Linked DNA regions of Homo sapiens: region 2 is linked to region 1. A link is a contact called in ENCODE Hi-C or POLR2A ChIA-PET data. All regions are on one chromosome and are shown on one strand. Each heading gives the region's core, a stretch centred on a gene start or an enhancer-like site at or near the end of the contact. The rest is flanking DNA. Distances are from core to core; before and after follow the strand shown.

Region 1 (4,425 bases), core at 1,888-4,387:
CCCAAGAGTTGGGCTGTATTTAATGTTTTCAGAAGGTACCAGAGACTTCAAATTCCTCTAGCGTCCTTGTTTTTGTCTCCCATGTCATCTGTGAGCTTCTCTATGAACTCCTCCTTAGTCAGTATGTTGAAGCTCTTTCAGCCATAACCCACTGTTATAATAATATATTGGATCCTGTGAGAATCTGGTGGAGTTCCTGAATGAAAAACCCACAACAGTGCACTTCCTCCTGAAACTGTAGCCCCTAGGAGTGTCTTATTCGCACACTAGTCTGTACTGAGCCTCTAGCAATCTGTCAAAATCACCATTAAGTGTTCTCATCAGTTTATGAATTCAGAAATTCTGCTCCCAGCAAGCAGACCTCACTATGATTCTCTATATTTGCCTGCTTCTCAAAATTTGGGGTTGCAGTTTGCCCTGCAACTTCAGCTTTCCATTGGACTTAAGAAAAGTCATGGATTTTCAGTTTGTTCAGCATTTTTTCTTATAAAAACAAGAGTGATGACTCTCAAGCTCTTTAAATTTTGGAACTGAAACTAGAAGCAACAGGACATTCTGACATGAATTATTTAAAAGGGTCATTGTTGACTCTAGAGACATTTTAATATTGCTGCATCAAAAGATAAAAGCATTCTCCTTTCTTCTTGTGTGATATATGCCGTGTACACCTCTGAGCTCACCACTAACCTCAACTCTACCTTATCCCTAACTTCCCATTTCAAATGGAAGGGAATGGGGATCAAGGAGTAGAAGGCCTGTTTTACCCATTATTGATGATTAAAAAGCTGAAAATAACCCATCACAAAATGGCCTCAGTAAAGTGGCTGCATCAGACATCATTTAGCCTGGAAAACCAGTATGCATAAAGGCTCAAATTTAAATTTTTGAATCCAGTGTTTTTTATTTATTATTATTTTTTTTTTTCTGAGACGGAGTCTGGCTCTGTCACCTAGGCTGGAGTGCAGTGGCACGATCTTGGCTCACTGCAAGCTCCACCTCCTGGGTTCATGCCATTCTCCTGCCTCAGCCTCCCGAGTAGCTGGGACTACAGGCGCCCGCCACCATGCCCGGCTAATTTTTTGTATTTTTAGTAGAGACAGGGTTTCACCGTGTTAGCGAGGATGGTCTCGATCTCCTAACCTCATGATCCACCCGCCTCGGCCTCCCAAAGTGCTGGGATTACAGGTATGAGCCACTGCGCCCGGCCCTGAATCCAGTATTTTTTAATAGAAACATGAGTTGGTTGAGATACTGAGTTCCTGCCTTCTCCATCCTAATCCCAAATTTCCAATCTTTGGAAATTTGCCCCTTTACCATTTAATCTCCTGAGCCCAGCTCCTCTCCAGCCTGAAGAGTGTGTCTGTCAAGACTGTAGCTGTGAACAAAACACTATTACTTGAGCCTTATCCTGGAGCAAATGTGTGTGGTCTCACCAATGAACATCAGATAAGTCCCTTGGCATGGATTTCTTTTCCTTTTTAGTAATACAATCATAAAGGTTATTCAGACTTATTGAGCATTTACTATGGCCAGAAATTGTGATACTTGCTTTCCATATAGTTTATCTCACTTACTCCTATTACCCTTTGAAGTCAGAATTCTAACTATGAATCAGAGAAAATAAGTGACCTGCCTAAGGTCATCCAGTTGGTTTATGGTGAAGGCAGGATGCAAACTGAAATTTGTCTGTGATTTGAGTTCGGTGCTTTCCCTAGTCTCCTCCTCTCAGAGGCAGAACATAAGCATGTAATAGATACCACTAGGGTTCTTGTTTCTACCTTGGGAACAGCTGTTTGCAAGTCCAAATTAGGCAGCTAATCTAGCAGTTAGCCCAGATACAGCCCTTGGGCACCCTAGTAGCTGTAACTTCCAGAAGGCAGGAACCTTCCATTCACTAGTGAGTCCCCAAAACAGTGGCCCAAGTGAAGCAAAAATGTTTGTTGGAAATATGAGTGAATGAAAAAGTAATTTCATGAACACATGAATGAATAAATGAATGAAGCAACACCCAGTATGATGATTAATGCCACAGGAAGATGCCTTTCCAAGCATCACAAGATCCTGGGATCTTCACTGACTGTAAGTGCCTGTGGGGCAGGGACCATGTTGGTCTTATTCATCACTCTCCTGCCAGGTAAATTAGCACATTCCTGGCACACTGTAAATGTTCAATAAGCTTTTGTTCTTTTAGATGGATTGACTTATCAGAGGCAACTCTTTCAAGAACAAGTAGCCCTGTGCTCTGGAGAATGATTTACAGTGGTTCTCTTCCTCAGCCTGGGGCCTTTTCTGGATAACTCCCATCGTACTCTCCTCTACTTCCTCTTCCTAGAATACACAAATTTATTATTACAGGCACCACTCTTCACCCCACATCTGATTCTTCCCTGACTCTGCTTAATGTACAAGTAAAGCAAAGAAATACTGTGTAGGACCTATTGGAATTAGAATCCTGCTCTGTCACCATTGGAAAGGATTTAGGGATCACCTCCTTCGGAGGTGAGAATAAGAAAGTGTCAGTGAGTAATCCAATGTCACCCAGTTGCTCACCAGACAGAAAGACCAAGAGTTCACCTCTCCTGCCTATTAGTCCAGTGCTCGGGTGGCCCATGAGTTCATGTTGGCCCTGTCAGACCAAAGACAGTAATGAATATTAAACCCAGAATGCACCATATTATCAGGCCTTTTTTGTTTTTGTTTTCTATTAGTAACACAGGTAGAAGAGGAAACAACTAAAACCCCAACATTAGAGGCTCACCATCCCCACCTTCTGGCCCACCACTGGCAATGAACCCAAGCACAGGTCACTGTGGTCTCATGAAAGAAAACTGATGTGGGGGTTGGGTGGGCTTCAGGGTGTTGACTGCCATCTTCCCCTCCAGCACCTGAAAAGCTAAGTTATGGTGTGAAGTCAGAAAATGTGGAATCTGCAAGCCTGTCTTTAAAAAACAAAAAAACTCATAGAACTTGGACTTTAATCATAAAGATCATTTTACCAAAGCATATTTTTTAAAGGCTGTGAAATATTATGCAACGTTTGCATGGTTTAATTATGAGTTTAGAAAAGCCTAGCACGACTTTTTCACTACAGTAAAACATGACGGAGCATGAATCATGGCATAGTACTTTATGCTTAGTGTGGCTTTAGACATGGGGTTAGAGGTGTGAGGCTGTCTACACAACAAGGCGTGAATTACTGTACTGCAGTTCACACCCCGGGGGGCTTTATGACAGTTCTGAAACCTCTTTTGTTTGCTTTTAAAATGATTAAAGTATTGGAGTACTATATATTCACTTAGTAAATGTGTGTATCTAGTATATACGCATGTCTTATACAAAATATCTAAGTATATGATTTTTTTTTCACTTGGAGCAAAATACTTGCAGTAGCATGGGGATATTGAACCGTCTGCTATTTCTGTTTGCCTTTAGTCATTGGAAACACTGTTAGCTGTAAGATTACACAGGAGCTTCAGCCAAGGTTGAACATTTATTTTCTGCTGAGTTTAAAATGGACCAGCTCCTTTTGTTCCTTGCCAGCTCTTTAAATCCTCTAAAATTTGGAATAAAATGAAGACCTTTCTTTAATATTAGATTTCAAAGATTCCAAGTTAAACTATTTGCCTGGGAACTACCAGGTTTTTTAAACTTAAAAAATCAGTTATTTTCACTCACACACAAAAAAGAAAGAAATGAATCAGTATGAGGGAGGGAGGGAGGCTGTCAGGAGAATACTGGGGAGGAAGACTTGGGTCTCCAAATGTCTGATTCTGTTATCCACTGTGGCAGCTTCAAAGAGATAAACAGAAAGGCAAACTTGAACTGCTGGAAATGAAAAGCCCCTGGAGGAAGCAGATCTGAATATTTTATAATGAGCAGAAATAGCTCATTTCTTTATGTCCTGACCTATACAAAACTTATACCCAGTATTTTCCTAAAGAAGTCTGCTCTTCCTACACTGCTACCTGCAGGATCATGAAGCTCTGGCTATGAAGACCCTTGGGAGTTACGGTAGTTCACTGTTATCTTTGTCCACAAAGTTGGGACATAAAGAGAAAATTAATGTTTAACTCCAAAGAAATGTAAAACTGTCTTCTAGTGGGACAGTGTCCAATTTAAGTTTCCTTACACATTTGCCTAAGAATAGCGTTGGTTTTCCTCCCCTTTTCATCTGCAAACAGTATGATGCTTTTGAAAATTAAGACTCCTTTGAACGCTGGAGTCAAATTGACAAAATCCACTTTGTCTAAATCTTTTGAAGTCAGACTTTTGTCTCTTCTCTATCCCAGGCCTCTTATAATGGCAATCTATAAAATACCTGCTAAAAACTCTGACTTTTAAAAGTTGCAAACTCGAAGTCCTGAAAAGGAACAGAAGGCTTGGGTTGATAGGGCCAGTTCTACTGCTGGGTTTGTGAACTAGTCA
Region 2 (4,343 bases), core at 710-3,209, 340 kb before region 1:
TACAGGACCTCCATGCACTTTGAATTTCAGATGAACAACAAATAATTATTTTAGTATAAGCAATACAAAGAACATACTTATACCAAAAGAAAGTTTATGCGTTGGGTTGGAAGGCCTGAGCTTCTGATCTGACATCAGACACGTCAGAACAGCACCACTGGGAACAGGTCACTCAAACTTGCTAAGTCTCGGGGGTTGATTTCTGGTGAAAATGTAAGAGCTTAACCGGGCAATGCTGACTTAGAATCAGTGCTTAAAAATGATTTGTTTTCTGCCTGGCGCGGTGGCTCACGCCTGGAATCCCAGCACTTTGGGAGGCCAAGGCAGGCAGATCATGAGGTCAGGAGATCAAAACCATCCTGGCTAATATGGTGAAACCCCATCTCTACTAAAAAATACAAAAAAATTAGTTGGGTGTGGTGGTGGGCGCTGTAGTCCCAGCTACTTGGGAGGCTGAGGCAGGAGAATGGCGTGAACCTGGTAGGCGGAGTTTGCAGTGAGCCGAGATCGCACCACTGCACTCCAGCCTGGGTGACAGAGTGAGACTCCATTTCAAAAAAAAAAAAAAAAAAAAAGATTTGTTTTCTTTTCAAAGCCTGAACAGTTGTGGTTGGGGCAAGAATCTCAACTCTAGTCTAATCTATGTCCTGCATCCTATTGTGATTTCTGTGCAGGCTGTTATGACATAATTTTTATGATTAATGAATTTATATCCCTAGCAAATTCCCTACCCTTTTAGCTGAAGGGCAAAACAATGCAAGTTTGAAAAACTGTTAAGATAAAACAGCAGCATTACTAACATATACATTTATGTTAAAACACATCAGCACTGATCCATCATCATAATATATTAGTATACTATGTATAATATCATATTCATCATTTAATAGTGAATGCATATTAAAGCCATCCAAATGCCCAAAATGAGTTTTCCCTAGATTGTGGGCCTAATGGCTAATTTTTCTTTTCTTCACACATATCTACATTCTAACTTTTCTGTAGTGAGCATGTGTGGCTTTAATAATTTTAAAAAAGAGAGAAAGAAATTACTTTTATACTTTAGTCACCAACTAAGAACTTGACAGTCTATGAGGTCAGAAAGGCAGACGTGAAGGGCAATAAGGCTAAGCAACAAAGCTTCTTCCAGAGGAGCAGATATATTTATGGAAAAATGCAGCAATTCAACTCAGAGTGAAAATGCAACGACCATCACTAGAGAGTGGAAATAATCAGTCAACGAACCCAGGTTTTGTCTACATGACATAAATAACTCTTGGGGGTGGGTTGCTTTTTTTTTTTTTTTCCGTTCCATTGGCCAATTTAGGCATACTGTGAACAGAGAATTTGATTAAGCTCCAATGTAGTGTAAGGTATGGCTTAAAATTTGTTGTTAATATCCTTGAACCCTCACCTGTCCATAGCACCCACAGGAGCAAAAAGCACCACCTTCATTACTGCCCACATCCTTCCCAACTGCACTCTGTGTTCGTGGATCTGACCTAATGGGTGAAACACTGGGGTGTTTTCTCTATTAGAGCAATGTCATGAGGCAAGGGTGTGCTGTCTGCCCCTTGAGAACATTTGTTTGTAAAGGGGTTAGAGTTTTTAATATATATGCAAAGAATGATAATGAAATGTGTCTGGCCTGAACATAATCAAGCAAGATTCCATCGAGTTTCAACAATCCAGCGCGCCAGGGTTGAAGACATTTTTACCGTAACTCGTATTTTCAGCCCTGTGAAGTTGCCGCCCACACAGGAAATGACTTGGAACAGGTGGTCCTCAGAGCTTGCTGGTCTTGTCTGGCTCCGTGGGTAATGCTTGTGGGCTCCTGAGTCACTGAATAATTATGAGCCTGAACAAAAGGCTCTCAGATAAGCCCTCAGTCAAGACACAGGGAAAGGCAAGGTGCAGAAGATGACTGTCTGAGCGTGCTAACTGTTCAGAGCGAGTTGATGAATGAGGCTCTGGAGGAAACAATGCCTCCTTGGTTTTGCTCTTCTTGGCTCCCCTGGCACCTGGTGGCAGAAGGACGAGAAAGCACAGGTGAGGGGAGTGTCGTTGCACACCTTGGCTTTTAATGAACTTAAATGCATTAGAAAACACCCTACTTAGAAACAGTCCTCCCAGAGACAATGAGCTCTTATTTCTGCACTGTGTGCCCAGTGCTGTGCATGTAGAGGCTGTATCTCTTCTCATCCTTTCCCAGGATGGGAAGTGGTGATATAATCTTTCCCATTTCACAGAGGAAGGAACTGAGGCGCAGGAGCTCACATACTTAGCTTTATCTTTCATGAGGGGAAATGGATGGGGTTATGGGCTCAATTATGTCCTCCTATACACACACACACACACACACACACACACACACATCTGTGTATGTGTATAGAAGTCCTAACCCCCAGTTTCATGGAAAGTATCCTTATTTGGAAATAGGGCCATTGCAGGTGTAATGAGTTAAGATGAAGTCACATTGGAGTAAGGTGGGTCTCTAATCCAATGTGATAGTTGTCCTTATTTAAAAAAACAAAATGCCTTGTGCAGACAGGGAGAGGGCCATGTGCAGACAGAGAATTCGAATAATACATCTACAAGTCAAGGAGTGCCCAGTACTGCTACTGGCAACCACCAGAAGCTATGAGAGAGATGAGGAAGAAGCCTCTTTTACAGTTTTCAGAGGGAGCATGGCCCTCCGACACCTTGATTTCTGACTTCTAGCCTCCAGAACTGTGAGACAATAAATTTCTGTTATTTTAAGTCACCCAATTTGTGGTACTTTGTTATGGCAGCTCCAGAAAACTAATAGAGATGAGAACTCACATGTATTGGGGGCCTGGTATGTCAATGTTAATAGAACCTAAAATAAATAAATAAATAAATAAATAAATAAACAAACAAACTTCATCAGCTACAAGTAAGAAGGAATTACTAACGTGAGTATGTGATTCAAATGAAAATAATGTGAGTGGATAATGTATGGCCGAGAGGGTATAAGAGTTAGTGGTTCTGTTAAAAAGCACAGAAATGAGAAAGAAAGGGGTCCGTGTGCAAATTCTAGAATACACCTCTTGATGGGGGTGAATTAGACCCTACTTTAGGGGAAAAAAAAATACAGGTGAACTCCTGCCACCTCTATCCAACTGCAAAGTTAGAGCCACAGTGTCTACAAAACCACCTTCACTTCTGACATCAATTTCAAGTTCAGGGGGCTCTCAAAAACACACTCAGTGTCAATAAGTCACTAGAAGGAGCACAGGACTCACTAAAGCTATTCACTGGTGATTGCAGTTTATTACCGGGAAGAATGCAGCTAACATCAGCTAAGGAAAGAAGCACATAGAGCGGAACCCAGAGAGTACCAAAGGCAGGGCTTCCATCGTCCTCTCCCTGTGAATAACAACAGCATCACTTTTCCAGCATGCTGTGCAACAACACACCACGCAGGGAAACCCACCCGAGCCTTTGCATCCAGGGGCTCCGCTGGGGTCTTATCACCACCTAGGCATGGCTGGCTGCCCAGGTAACTGGGCTCAGTTCCCAGCCCCTCAGACCAAGCTGAGACCACATGACCTAAAGCCCCCATCTTCACTAAGGCTTGTTGATGTGACCCAAGGCCCCACCCAAAATCACCTTGTCACTATCTGGCTGGTCCAAGGCCTGCAGGCAAACAAAGCCACTCCTATCAGACATGACATTCCAAAGGCACAGATCACTTCCCAGAAGCTGAGAGCAAAAGGCCAGGCCTTTCTCTGAGCATATTTAGATTCTTTACTTCACCTTAGGTTACATACAGTCCTCTGTTTTTCCATCTGACCCAACCCTGATAAACAGCTCCACAACCCCAACTCTGGGAGCAACCTTTCCTCCCGGTAGAGGCTTGGAATGAGAAGGGATATCTCTCTCACCTTCCCACAGGCTCCCTTGTGTGTCTAGAGCAAAGTCTTCTCCAAGCCTCTCACAGGAAGGAGTCTTTGTGCAGCTGGGTCTTCCAATGTCCAGTTTGCCTGTGCTCACCAGGCTGGCTGTGTCTAGGAACAATAAGAGGCTCAGCCCAGGAAAAGCAAGAAAAACCTAGTTTTGCTTTGGTCAGCAGGGATGGATATGGGACAGTAGAGATGAGGGTCTTTGAAAAGGTGAGAAGACAGCACCCTGGCAGCAGCAGGACCCCAGGATGAAGGCCAGAGCCACTGAGCCAGCAGCTATCCCTGTACCAGAGACGCTGATGGATGAGGGTCCTCCCACAGCCCAAGTGGGGGTGGGGGAGGTACTTCTCTTCCTTGTGATTCTGTTTTTTATGCCAAAATACGGTGCGTGTGACCCTTTTCAGAAGCTGCCTTCCATAA

The links. A loop is a pair of places that touch in the nucleus more often than their neighbours do. ChIA-PET counts read pairs that join two places held with the same protein, here RNA polymerase II (POLR2A). Pooled maps may share reads with other maps.
Region 2: a pooled map shows a loop between it and region 1 (2.8-fold over the local background). The contact joins two enhancer-like sites. A Hi-C loop is called at or near these places in 2 of 50 pooled maps. POLR2A ChIA-PET finds 5 or more read pairs at or near these places in 2 of 52 experiments (OCI-LY7 and activated CD4-positive, alpha-beta T cell).

What each region holds. Positions count from the first base shown.
Region 1 is chr21:34,800,048-34,804,472 of GRCh38, reverse strand. All of the region lies in intron 7 of RUNX1 (RUNX family transcription factor 1), which reads left to right. Among named protein-coding and RNA genes, the nearest start is that of RUNX1-AS1, 34 kb to the left of the region's middle. Within about 2 kb of position 3,137, at least 3 of the 41 ENCODE cell types and tissues checked have a DNase peak (open chromatin) inside an H3K27ac peak, as active enhancers do.
Region 2 is chr21:35,136,412-35,140,754 of GRCh38, reverse strand. No RefSeq gene overlaps it. Among named protein-coding and RNA genes, the nearest start is that of RUNX1, 89 kb to the right of the region's middle. Within about 2 kb of position 1,959, at least 5 of the 41 ENCODE cell types and tissues checked have a DNase peak (open chromatin) inside an H3K27ac peak, as active enhancers do.